Linked DNA regions of Homo sapiens: region 2 is linked to region 1. The links are chromatin contacts, found by Hi-C or POLR2A ChIA-PET in ENCODE. All regions are on one chromosome and are shown on one strand. The core of a region is the stretch at or near the end of the contact, and the rest is flanking DNA. Distances in the headings are between cores, read along the strand shown. Region 1 has its middle 22 kb from the start of LINC01213. Region 2 has its middle 25 kb from the start of TSC22D2.

What was found. Hi-C counts contacts between places; a loop is a spot of excess contacts on that map. ChIA-PET counts read pairs that join two places held with the same protein, here RNA polymerase II (POLR2A). Pooled maps may share reads with other maps.
Region 2: POLR2A ChIA-PET joins it to region 1 with 12 read pairs in activated CD4-positive, alpha-beta T cell. The contact joins two enhancer-like sites. A Hi-C loop is called at or near these places in 3 of 168 maps with a recorded cell type or tissue (IMR-90, endothelial cell of umbilical vein and prostate gland) and 5 of 50 pooled maps. POLR2A ChIA-PET finds 5 or more read pairs at or near these places in 3 of 52 experiments (H1, activated CD4-positive, alpha-beta T cell and activated T-cell).

What each region holds. Positions count from the first base shown.
Region 1 is chr3:150,213,281-150,220,520 of GRCh38, reverse strand. No RefSeq gene overlaps it. Among named protein-coding and RNA genes, the nearest start is that of LINC01213, 22 kb to the left of the region's middle. Within about 2 kb of position 4,005, at least 9 of the 41 ENCODE cell types and tissues checked have a DNase peak (open chromatin) inside an H3K27ac peak, as active enhancers do.
Region 2 is chr3:150,380,086-150,386,769 of GRCh38, reverse strand. No RefSeq gene overlaps it. Among named protein-coding and RNA genes, the nearest start is that of TSC22D2, 25 kb to the left of the region's middle. RefSeq lists enhancers at 982-1,291, 1,350-1,519, 1,892-2,141. Within about 2 kb of position 1,734, at least 9 of the 41 ENCODE cell types and tissues checked have a DNase peak (open chromatin) inside an H3K27ac peak, as active enhancers do.

The DNA.
Region 1 (7,240 bases), core at 2,756-5,255:
GTCATGCCTCTTCGGGATTCCAAATGTTATTAGCTATATTAAAATGTGTTTTATTCATTTGAATTTAGCTGTGAGTGATGCAAAGCTCTTCTAGAAATTAATCCACCCTCAGAAGATGAAGACTCCCCACCTCCATTGGAGGCTGTGGTGCCAGGAGAAGCAGTGAGGGACAAACGGCAAATGGCCTTGGCGTTAGGGGCTGGAGCTGTCCTTTTGGTGGGAGAAGAGGTTGAACGCCCCAGCTGCCTGTTGGATGCCCTCTTAGCTACCCTGGGCCCAGGCAGCTGATGTGGTTAGAGATGCCTGGGGCAGCCTGGGGAAGTGAAACTTTTATACCTTCCCATTCCTTCCCAACATTTTGCATATCATAATTACATAGAAAAGGCCACTATTTGTGTAAAAAGCTAGAACTGAAAGATATTTGGAGGCATCTGTAGGGGAGTTGGAGAAAATTTTCATTATATTTTCCTATATAATGGTGACTATTGAATTTGTATGAAACTTCCAAAGAAAATCTTCTAACACTTTTAATGAGAAGCTTGAGTTTGCTTCCATGGACATAATTTGTATGTCACCATCACTGACTTTGTATCAGAAGGGGATATGAATTTTAAGACAAGTTTTACAACTGTAAAACTGTAACGATTTGTAACAATTCCTCAAGACCCTTAAATGATAAGTTCTTCAAAGTTTTGATAGTCACCATCACTGACTTTGTATCGGAAGGGGATACGAATTTTAAGACCAGTTTTACAACCATTCAAAAAGTTACATTTGAAATTGTAACAAAAGAGAATTCAACTTTTCTTCTTGTTTCATTGACAAAGGGAATGTTGACATTTCCTGTGATAAGGGAACGGATTTTGAATCCAATGGAATATTTTCAGGTTAAGCATTTCAAAATAAGGGACTCTAATTTGCAGAAAGAGCATGTACCATCAGAGTGCTTGCCTTGCAGCAAATAGCCAGAAGTATCCCAGGAATACAAGACAGAGATTAGGAAGCCTGGACGTTTTCTGTCCCCTCATTCTTTGTTGGTCACACCTTGGGTCCCTGGTGCCAGACTCCTCTGGCAACTGCCTAGATCCCTGATCTAGACAGGCAGTACTGTACTCTACAGCTATGAAGCTGCTCAGGTTGAGGGTTGGGGGACACCTCCTTCACTGCCTTTAACTCACCAGTATGCAACAACCAACTCCAGCATGTAATGCCCCAGGCTTTCGAATTTGGAAATCAGGGTATTGGGGGTACACTAGTAATCTATTGGAACACCCCATGTGTACTGCTGCATACAGTCTATAGCTGGGAAACTCTCTTCTAGTTTAGGCCCAAGGAGTCTTCTCCACTCACACACACTCAACTAGCTCCTCAGGGAGTAGAGCAGAAGGTGATCTGAAGCCACAGCTCCATAGGTATCAGATGCCCTCCACTGACTTTGTACCTGGGGCCACACTCTCTCGGAGCTCACTGGGGTTAGCCGCAGCTACAGAAAGTGGATGTCTTAGGCCAGGTGTGGTGGCTTATGCCTGTAACCCCAGCTCTTTGGCAGGCTGAGGCAGGGGGATCACTTGAGGTCAGGAGTTTGAGAGCAGCCTGGCCAACATGGTGAAACCCTGTCTCTTCTTCAAATACAAAAATCAGCTGGATTTAGTGGTGTGTGCCTGTAATCCCAGCTACTCGGGAGGCTGAGGCAGGAGAATCGCTTGAACCCAGTGGGTGGAAGGCTGCAGTGAGCCGAGATCATGCCACTGCACTCCAGCCTGGGCAACAGAGTGAGACTCCATCAAAAAAAAAAAAAAAAAAAAAAGGAAAAGAGAGAGAGAAAGAGAAAGAAAGAAAGGAAGGAAGGAAGGAAGAAACAGAAAGAAAGAAAGAGAAAGAAAGAAAGAAAAAAGAAAGATGTCTTAGCGTTCCTGTTTTACAGTATCTGTTGCTATTGAATTGTTGCCAACGCCCTCTTTGCTACTTACACTGGAATATCTAAGAGTCGTTCTAGTTGTGGTTGGAACAATAGTGTTACTAGAATAAATGTACTCTCAGCCAAGGTGACCACTTTGAAAGGAATGACACTCATGTGGATTTTAAAGCTCTCACATTGAAATAACCTGCATCTTTCCATCCTTATGTGTTCCTCTATATTTGCAGGTGGAGAATTCTGCAGAATTTCAGAAGCACTGGCTTAGTGTGTTGGTGAGTCAGCATGAAATTCGTTTTGTGAGTGGGCTGCTTCCATGTTCAATCAGCTGTAGCTTCATACCTCTCATTTGTTTATAAACCCCTACTGTGTAAATATTACCCCAGAATTTAGCATCTCAAAATTAGCAGATATTTACCATCTCATAGTTTCTATGGGTCAGGAATCAAGTGTGACCCAGCTGGGTGTCTCTGGCTTAAGAACTCTCAAGAGATTGCAGTCAAGCTGTGGTCAGTGGGGCTGCTGTCTCATCTGAAGACTTGATTGGGGGAGGACTGTCTTCTAGGCTCACTCCTGTGGCTGTTGGTAGGATTTAGTTCCTTGTGGGCTGTTGGACTGGGGACCTCAGGCCCTGGCTGGCTTTGGCCGGAGCCTTCCCTTAGTCTCTTCCCACAGGAGTCTTTCCATAGGGCAGCTTATCACATGGCAGCTGGCTTCCCTCAGAGTGAGCAAGTAAGAGAGAAGAAAAAGTCCCCAAGGTGAAAGCTGCTACATGTGTAACTTAATCTTTTGTGTGATATCTCATTACTTCTCTCACACTCCGTTTCTTACAAACAGGCTGGTAAGTTCAGACCATATTCAAAGGGAGGAGATTCCCCAAGGGCATGAATGTAAGAAGGCGACGGTCACTGCTAGCCATCACAGAAGCCACCTCCCCACCTCCCCAAACACCTGCACTTGTTCCCTTTCTCTGAGGCTGTATCTGGATCCTGAGCTGGTTTCCCCATCCCTCTAGGAGAGGATCATTGCTTGATTCTTGCTAGCATCTCCTTCATATTTGCTCAGTCACTCCTCCATTAAACACGTCTACATTGAGGCCTACTATGCCAGATTCCATGCTGGGCACTGGGAAATCAGCAGAAAACAGGCACCATCTGTATGCACAGAGGTTCTTTCCTTCTGCCCTCTTTCCTGGAACCCTGTGGCTACTGTAATCCTCCTAGAGGACAGCTAGTGCCTGGGTAACCCACAGGATTGCCAGGGCAGAAACACTGTGCCTCTGTCTGTGGCCTCCCTCCTGTGGCCTCTTGCTGGGCCTCCTCCCAATACTGCCTCCCTCATGGGCATGTGCTTCCCCACCAGCCTGACCACCACCCTCTCTTCAGCAGTGAAACCCTGTTTCTCCATCCTGAGAGTCTCCAGTTTAGCACATCCCACTGTCTTCTAAGTGACGGACCCGTTCCTCACGGGGTAATGACTTGTGTAGTGAACCGGAGACAGTACAGGAATCATTCTCATTATTATTATTCTACACACCTGTCCAGGCAGCTACAAAATTAGTCACATTACCACAGCGTCATCCCCATGGGGCTGCATAAATGGGAACATCAATATAAGGGTTATATCGATATAAGGGTTATGCTTGTTTTCTTTAACTTAATCTTCACGTCGAAGCTCTTTTACTAAAAGGACATCTGATTTCATTATAGAAACCTAAGCTTTTTCTCATCAACACTGGTTCTTTTCTTTAAAAGCTCCTGTTTTACTGCCATCAGAGAAAAGGCTGTTAGGTGTGACCAGGATGGTCGGGAGCCAGTCTGCTGTCTCCAGCTCCCTCACACTGCCTGGCTGTAGCCCATTTTCATTCTCTGTGATGGCAGAGACACCCCTTTCACCACAGGGTGCTGCAGGCTGGAGGATCTGGGCCAAGATTTCATTTTCAGTCTCAGCGGGGTAGCCTGTCTATAATGCCACATGGTAAATTGCACAACAGCTGTTTGGAAAAGACTGCTCAAAAGCCAGTGACTATGTTGATGTTGGAGTCCGTCCTTGAGTTTTGGTGGGATTTAAGGAAATAAGAGGTCCCTGGAAAGGCTTGTTGAGGCCTGCCCCAAGCCCCTCCCACATCCCTGAGTGTTGGCAGAGATCACACAGGCAGCTAAACTTAGCTCAACGCCACGCCACTGTCAGCCCTGCTTCCCCTCCACAAGGCAGGTGTTGCATGGATCTCACTAAACTTGCCCTCTCTCTGTCACTGCTATTCCGGTGTGTCCCTAACTGCTGAGAATTAGGGTCAGGCCTCCTGGCTCCCCCTTTTTTTGTGGTACAAATAAGTGTTTGTGTTCTCCTCTTAGCCTCCTATCTGTAGCCTGATGAATAGACAATGAAGGAAGAATGCTTATTGCTGACCACAAGCCAGAGAGGAGGGGGAGTGTGAGAGATGGCCTGGGGCTAAGTGAGATTGTGACTCATTAAAATAGAGGTCTGCAGCTCTCTCCTTAGTATGGGGGCACCAGGAAGCCTTTCTCCCCTGATCTGGCTACAGCTGCCTGCCCCTTTCTGATATTCACCCCCTCATCCTTTCCTGATTTTTTTCTCACCCAACCCTCCCATCCTCCCTCCTTTCCCCCTCCCATCTCCCACTCCCCGTGTCACTGTCATTTCACCTATAAGCTGTCTCTTCCTTGCAGGCTTTGCCTCCTCACCTGTGTAGGTTGTCTGAGAGGAAACATCCTCTCCTAGTGCAGGTCCTCTTCCCTTCCTTCTCCCACACCACATGCTCCTCCTTCCTTGAATTCCTGCCACTCTGCTGCAGCTGTGGTTGGGGATGAAGGTCAGTGGCCTCCATGCCTGTGGTGGGTAGGTTAACAGAGCTTCTGTGGATAAGAGTAATGAGCATCCACAAGCAGAATGTGGGTTTTTCTTCAATGGAAGAGGGTACCTGGATTTAGGGCAGGGGTAGGTGAGTGTTAGATGCCTTTCCGTTCCCTCCTCATCTACCACCATCTTCTGCATCCAGCCTCCTGGCTCCTACAAAAGGACTGTTGGTCTCCACCTGGATCTTTAAGACTTCCTGACAGGTGTGTGGTTGGGGATTGGAAATTACCAGTCAAGAAACCCCCAGGATTTGGAACTCCTGCATTTCAACAACAAAAAGATAAACAACCCAATCAAAAAATGAGAAAAGGACTTGAGTAGACATTTCTCCAAAGAAGATATACAAATGGCGATTAAGCACATGAAAAGATGCTCAACATCATTAGTCATTAAGAAATTGTCGGCCGGGTGCAGTGGCTCATGCTTGTAATCCCAGCATTTTGGGAGGCCAAGGTGGGTGGATCACTTGAGGTCGGGAGTTCGAGACCAGCCTGGCCAACGTGGGGAAACCCCGTCTCTACTAAGAATACAAAAAAATTAGCAGGACATGGCAGCATGCCCCTGTAATCCCACCTATTTGGGAGGCTGAGGCAGAAGAATTGCTTGGACCTGGGAGGTGGAGGTTGCAGTGAGCCAAGATCCAGCCATTCAACTCTAGCCTGAGCAACAGAGGGAGACTCCATCTCAAAAAAAAAAAACAAAAAAAAAAGGAAGAAAATGTAAATGGAAACTGCAATGAGATGGTGTTTCGTATCCATTAAGATGGCTGTTATCAGTAAGTCAAAGAAAAACATGTTGTCAAGGATGTGGAGAAATCTGAACTCTTGTAATTGCTGGTGGGAATGTAAAGTGGTACAGCCACTGTGGGAAGCCAGGAGTTCAAGACCAGCCTGGCCAACATGGCGAAACCCAATCCCTACTAAATATACAAAAAAAATTAGCGAGGCATGTGGTGTATGCCTTTAATCCCAGCTACTTGGGAAGCTGAGGCACGAGAATGGCTTGAACCTGGGAAGCAGAGGTTGCAGTGAGTTGGGATCGTGCCAGCCTGGGCGACAGAGGGAGACTGTCATTAAAAAAAAAAAAAAAAGAAAGAAAGAAAGAAAGAAAAATAATTTTTATATAACCCAGCAATTCCATGTCTAGGTATATACACCAAAGAATTGAAAATAGAAACCCAAACAGGCAGGGCACAGTGGCTCATGCCTGTAATTCCAACACTTTGGAAGGCCGAGGCAGGAGCATTTCTTGAGCCCAGGAGTTTGCGACCAGCCTGGTCAGCATAACAAGACCTCATCTCTACAAAAAAACTAAAAAACAAAAAATTAGCACAGCGTGGTGTTGTGCACCTGAAGACCTAGCTACTCGGAAGACTGAGGTAGCAGAATTGCTTAAGAGTCCAGGAGGTTGAGGCTGCAGTGAGATATGATAGGGCCACTACACTCCAGCCCCGGTGACAGAGCAAGACCCTGTCTTGCAACAAAGCAAGCAAGCAAGCAAGCAAGCAAGCAAGAAAAAGAAAAAAAAGAAAAGAAAGACAGACTCAAACAGATACTTGTGTGCCAACGTTCATTGCAGCATTATTTGCAATAGCCAAAAAGTGGAAGGAAACAACCTGTGTCCATCAACAGATAAATGGATAAACAAAATGTGATATACCATACAATGGAATATTATTCAGCCATAAAACAAATAAAGTTCTGATAGATGCTACCATATGAGTAAACTTTGAAGACATTATACTAGTGAAATAAGTTAGCCACAAAAGGACAAATATTATATGATTCTACTTATATGAAATACCTAGAACAGGCAAATTCATAGAGACAGAAAGTAGATTAGTGGTTCCCAGGGGTTGAAGAAGGTAGGAATGGATAATTACTGCTTAATGGCTACAGCATTTCTGCTTGTGTTGATGAAACATTTTTTGGAAATGGATAGTGGTAATGATTGCACAACACTGTGAATGTAATTAACACCACCGAATAGACACTTAAAATGGTTAAAATGGCCAAAATTCAAGTTGTGTATATTTGACTATCATTTTAAAAATTGAAACATAAAGAATACCAAGAAAGAAAGCTCCAAAAGGAAGACATACAGACACAGGCTCTGGAGGTAGAGGAGCTGGAGGTGGAGTTTACTGGGTCATTTGCCAAGAGGGTGGCTGTGGGCAAGTCACGACACCTTGGACGAAGCTGCAGCCCTCCTGGAGTCTTGGTTTTTTTATTCAGGATAGCGAAGTGAAGTGTGTACGAGCATGAGCTCTGGACTATCTGGGTCCAGCTCCTGCTTTGACTCTGTGACTCGGGCGAGTTACTGAGCCCACTCACTTTGTCTTCCTCACCTGCAAAGTGGGAACAATACAACTTACCCCACTGGGTTTTTGTTAGGATTGGATTATTTTGTGTAAAATTCTTAAAATAATCCCAGGCACATAGTAATTGC
Region 2 (6,684 bases), core at 485-2,984, 170 kb before region 1:
AATTTCTTCTCACCTTTCCAAATTCTTCTAAAATGCACAAGCATTTTTGGGTACAGTAACAAGAGAGGCTTTAATGTAGAAATGCCACCAAAATATCCCCTGATGGTAAGACTTTTTGAGGTATAATGACATTGTGGTCACTTTTTTTTTTTTTTTTTTCTGAGATGGAGTTTCACTCTTGTCACCCAGCCTGGAGTGCAGTGGCATGATCTCAGCTCACTGTAACCTCTGCCTCCCGGGTTCCAGCGATTCTGCTGCCTCAGCCTCCTGAGTAACTGGGATTACAGGTGTGCACAACCACACCCAGATAATTTTGTATTTTTGGTAGAAATGGGGTTTCACCATGTTGGCCAGGCTGGTCTCAAACTCCTGACCTTGTGATCGGCCCGCCTCAGCCTCCCAAAGTACTGGGATTACAGGTGTGAGCCACCGTGCCCAGCCATTACTACAATAATTAAAAAAAAAAAAAAAAAAACTAATATGAGAAGCGGGAAAATGGCTGTGGTTGAATGACATGATTGACCAGGATTAGACAATTGTTGGATCAGAGTACTGGGTACATGAAGGTCATTATTATATTCTGCTTACTTTTTTGTATGCTCAATTTTTCATAATAAAAAGTTAAAAAAATCTTTTGAATCATTTATGGTTCATTTATTTAAAAAGAACCCCTCCTGCCACCTCCCCCCAGCCCCATATAAGGGCACCCCAAACCACAACTCTTGGGCTTGAATAATGTGTGAATCTATTTCAGATTTGGGCTTCAGACTGGTGTGAATTCTGCTCCTTCTGAGGCTGATTTCTTCCTTCCTCGCCCTCACTGACCACTTTCTTTTGTCCCAATGGCTATCTCTCAACCTGCCCACAATCACTTTCTTATAGTTAGCCTCCCCTCTTCTATCTTGTGTCTTTCATCTGCCTTCGTGGTTTTCTTTTCAAGTCATTTGTTCCCTGCCTCACCCCAAATCCCCTTCAGACATCAAATACTCAAATCTAGTCAGCATTCTCAGGCCATTTTCTTCCCTCTCCACCTAGTTCTGCCAGGCAGCCTGCCTCCCACTCCTGCCTCCATTCTGGGGGATGGTGTGCCAGCAGCACCAGAGTAGGAACTTCCCACCCTTCTTTTGCGAGCTGAGCTGACCTGGCTCTGGCCTGAGGTCTCATCCTGTGTGCTCTGAGTCTTTCAGCCTCATGTCACAATCCTCCATGAGGGGATTTCAGATACTTGCAGATTGGGAGGAGGTGACCTTTCTGCTTTTTTTTGCTGGGCCCGGTGGAAACCACCCCATCCCCTACCCCCACCTTCCTTGTACTGTAAAATGGGAAGTCTCGATGCAGGTTTCAGAGTTTCTGTTGGGGGACTTTCTAGGATGCCTATAAATTTTCGAGGTTTTGCACCCCTTTTAAATATACAAGCTCTTCTGAAAGTCCCTAAGGCATTTAGCATCATAGCTATAATCTCTAATATTTGAAGGATTTCAGGGTCTTCAAATAACTTGGATATATACCATCTCACTTGTACATTTTTTCCCTGTTCTTTTGTAACACAGCACCTGATTTGCTCTTCCTGCCACCATAGCGGTTCAAAGAGTCACTCTCCTCCACTTTGTTACACGCTCCATTTCACTGTTCGAATATTTTTTTTTCCCCTAGCAACTTTCTGGTCCCCTACCCCTAGCGTAGGTAGTAGATACTGCATCACCACTTCCCTTTCCCCTACTGCTCTGTGACCTACCACGTGAACATGAGAAAAGTGTCCGTCAGTGTGAACGAGCTCGCATCACAGTGTTGGGCAGCTGCATTCATTTTGACCTATAGTGAGGCCCGGGTTGGAGAACTAAGGGGGAGGGGCTGGAGCGGGAGAGGGAAGAAGAAACAGATACTTGTTCACTTTCCCTTCTCTCTCTGCACTTCCAATTTTAGAGAGGCTGGAGGCTAATTTCCCAGTTATAACAAGGGCCTTCACTTCAGCTTGTGTTTCAAACACTAGGAGAACTAAACTTAAAACTTTCTAGCCTCACTGGCGATCGCATGACTGAGATTAAATAGGGAAAGGGAAGAAAAAGAGGAAGAGAAGAAAAGAAAAGGGAGAGAGAAGAGACAAGCAAAGAAGGAGAAGAGAAGGACAGAATGAGAAAACATTTACTCTCATTTCTTTCTTTCTTTTTTTTATTGTTATTTTTTCTGAGACAGGGTCTGGATCTGTTGTTCAGGCTGGAGTGCAGTGGCGCGATCATGGCTCATTGCAGCCCTGACCTCCCAGTCTCAAGCAATCCTCCCACCTCAGCCTCTCGAGTAGATGGGATTATAGGCACACACCACTATGCCCGGCTAATTTTTGTATTTTTTGTAAAGACCGGGTTTTCCCATGTTGCCCAGGCTGCTTTTTTTTTTTTTAATTTACTTCTTATATTAGAAGAAAGCTGGGGTATCCTGTGACTTATTAAAATGCATTTCACTGGACTTCTGATGTGGTATTTAAAATGTCCAATTGTCAGGTAAACTATTGCTGTGCTAGGATTTATAGGCAAACTGAGGCAGTTTTTCAGATACTTTCTAAAGCAGGAAGTTCCTGATATTGAAGAGGCAGTTTGTTCTTGACCATATTTATCCAAGGCTACTTCACAGCACCTCAATAATCTATTTCATATAAGATGTATTTGATATCAGGTTGACATTTTGACACAATTTTCCAGACCATTGAAGGAAATTGCTTAAAACTTTTTCTTTTGTCTAGGCAGGCAAGACCACCTATATGTTGATAAGTCTGGTTTGTTCTTTTTGTATAAATCCTGGCAGGAGCATAAAAACAGTATTTGTCTTTTATTATTACAGTGGTGATATGTTCACTTAAGGAAATCAAATATAGAAAAAGTACAAAAAAAGAAAATATGTTATACAAATATGTATAAAAAGATTTTTTAATATAAATTTTATTGTAGTATAACATACAGAAAATGCACAAATTGTAAGTGTGCAGCTTGATGAATGCCACAAAGTGAATATACCCATGTAACCAACAGACTAGGACAGCGCTCCAGAAAGAGAACATAACAGCACCCCAAAAGCCTCCCTCATATCCCCTTCCAGGCACTATGCTGAAAGTGTTATCATGATCCTGACTTTTAAAGCATAGATCTTCTCCCCTCGGCCCCTGGTTTTGGACTTTTTAATAAATGGAATCATACAGTAGTATGTAGTATTTTTTGGGGGGGTGCCACTTCCCATCTTGCTTGTGAGAGCCATTCAGTTTTTGTATATGGCTCATTTCCTTTCCTTTTCTTTTCTTTTGAGACAGAGTCTCGCTCTGTTGCCAGAGCCCAGATCATGTGATGGTATGATCTCGGCTCACTGCAACCTCTGCTTTCTGGGTTCAAATGATTCTCCTGCCTCAGCCTCCAAAGTAGCTGGGATTACAGGCACCTGTCACCACGCCTGTCTAATTTTTGTATTTTTAATAGAGATGGGGTTTCACCAGGTTGGCCAGGTTGGTCTCGAACTCTGGGCCTCAAGTGATCCACCCGCCTTGGCCTCCCAAAGTGCTGGGATTGCAGGTATGAGCCACCGTGCCCAGCCTATGGCTCATTTTTGTTGTTGTATAGTATTCCATTGTATGAATATACTACAGTTTATTTAAACATTCCATTTTTAATGGACATTTGTGTTGTTTTCTCATCTTAAGCCATTATAAATGGTGCTGCTATTAACATTTTTATAAATCTCTTCTAGTGGATATGTGCACTCCTTTCTCTCCTAGGAAAGGGAGTGTTGGGTTATGTGGCGAGCATATGTTCAGCTTTAATAGATAATGCTAAACAGTTCTCCAAAGTGGCTATACCAATTATACACTCTTGGCAGTCATGTTTAAAAGTTCTACCTGTTTCACTTTCTTGTCAACACTTCATATGCACAGTCTAAAAAGGCAAGGCCATTGAAGGTAATAGTTTACTTGATATTCTTCTTTTACCTAGACAGACAAGACATATATATTTATTCTTTTCATATAAATTCAGCAGGAGCATATCGATCATATGTGTTTTTTTGTTTGTTTGTTTGTTTGTTTTTGAGACGGAGTTTCACTCTTGTCACCCAGGCTGGAGAGCAATAGGGTGATCTCGGCTCACTGCAACCTCCACCTCCTGAGTTCAAACAATTCTCCTGCTTCAGGATCCTGAGTAGCTGGGATTACAGGTGCGTGCCACCACGCCTGACTAATATTTTGTATTTGTAGTAGAGATGGGTTTTCACCATGTTGGCCAGGCTGGTCTCGAACTCCTGACCTTAGGTGATCCACTTACCTTGGTCTCCCAAAATGATGGATTACAGGTGTGAGCCACCGCGCCCAGCCAAAATGTGTATTTTTAATTGTAATGATGATATGTTCACTTAAAGAAATGCTGGAAAATTTTGGTCACTGTGGTGGTTAGGTAGTGGCATCTCATTGTGGTTTTCATTTCATATGTTTATCAGTCACTTGGATATCCTGTTTTGTAAAATGTTTCCTCAAATTGTTTGCCTATTTTTCAACTGGGTTGTCTGTTTTTCATATTGACTTACAGGAGCCTTTTTTAATATTCTGGATGAGTCCTTTTGCCAGATTTGTAGTGGAAATACAGATTTGTAGTGGAAATATCTTCTCCCATTCTGTGGCTTGCCTTTTCACTCTTAATGGTGACTTCTCATGAAATAGAAGTTCTTAATTTTAATGTAGTCCAGTTTATCAATTTATTTTGTGATTAAAGCTTTCTGTGTCCTGTTTGAGAAATATTTGCCTATTTTAAGGTCATGGGTATTTTCTTATGTTTTATTCTAAAAGTCATATTACCTTTTACATTTAGATCTACAATACATCTAAAACTGATTTTTGTGTATAGTTTGAGGTAGAAGGTCAAATTTTGTTTTCATGTGTGTATCTAACTGATCCATTATCATTTATTGAAAAGACCACTCTCTCCCCATGCAATGTGAGTTTTAATGGGCTCATGGTATTTTATCATATAGATGTGACACTTAACAGTCAAGAGAGCATTTCAGTTGACCATTTTCTTATTTATTTTCCTGATATTTGACCCAAGTGATCTAAAAGAAAAATCTATTGAAATGAGTGCTAAAAGTACCTTATTCTGTAAAGAATAAGTATCAAAATGCTAAAAACAGCCAAGCATTTGTTAAAATATGGCAAAGTTCTTAGTTATAATTCTCAGTTGGTTGTTAGAAGCCAAATAAAAGGTAGATTTTAAAAAGTGAGTTTTGACTGGAGACTTACATAAATCAATATTTGTGGAGGGCTTAGGTTAATTCTAGTTAATGATGATGCTGGCCTTATTTTATTAGATGTACATTAAGCAGATGAATAATTAAACTGCTCTTTAATATATCTGAAGACCAGTTTGGGCAAGGTAGCAAATTATTGATAAAACTTGACTTGAGAATAAATTACACCATTGATATTTATTGTTACTAAACTACTAGCAGTCATTTACTCAGTGACTTCTTTTGAGGTAGCTTTATTTAAGATGCCCCATAATTTTAAAGGTATTAGAAAGCTGGAAACTTAGAAGAGTTAATTTGACAAAGATGGCTATAATCCAAGCTTAGCTAGGAAGTAAGTTCTGTATACAGTAATGATGTACATGTGAACTTTATAAATCTAACATTTTTGAATGGCTAGAACAATAATTTTGTATGGTTGGATTTATTATTTATTTATTTATTTTTGACACGGAGTTTTGCTCTTGTCACCCAGGCTGGAGTGCAGTGGTGGGATCTTGGCTCACTGCAACCTCTGGCTCCCTGGTTCAAGCTATTCTCCTGCCTCAGCCTCCCAAGTAGCTGGGACTACAGGCGTGAGCCACCATGCCTGACTAATTTTTGTATTTCTAGTAGAGACAGGGTTTTGTCATATTGGCCAGGCTGGTCTCAAACTCCTGCCTCAAGTGATCTGCTGGCCTCATCCTCCAAAAGTGCTGGGATTATAAGCATGAGCCACCACACCCAGCCTTGGTTGGATTTACTCTGATGAAAGAAGCATGAAGTCAATTTCCCAATGGACTTTGTATATATTATAATATAGCATGATACTGGAGGAACTTGCTATTAGTCTTATTTTTAGTTACTGGGAAAGTGTCAATGATATTAATTAGCCTTTGACATGGAGTTTTTCTCTCCATTAAGTACCTATATTATTATGAAATCTAATGTATTTAATTTTAAAAAATTAACGTTATAGAGCCTAATAGTTCTGCTATTTAAAGTGGTTGTAATTAAAATAAGCAAGATGGGTTTGTGATGAATAACCTTAATTTGTTTTGCACTGGGTTGAACAGAAATGATTCATTTTACTTAAAAAATCTGACTAATCTGCAGTGCATAAAAATGCATTCGAATTCAAATTTAACCTTTAGTAATTAGTTTTTTCATAAAACTTATATTAGTATATATTTATATATATTTATCTTTACACATATTAGCCATTTTTAGTTCTGTTGAAATTATTTTAAGATGAATAAATGTGGTGAAATTAGACTTATTGAGACTCTTGCACCTTCTACTTTCACATGTGCAAACCAAACTATTATATCTTTTCAAAAGTCCTATTACCTTATTTATTTAATGCTTCTACTGAACAAAATTACTGGAAGCTAGACATTATCACAATTAGGCTTGTGGGTTATGGAGAATGAT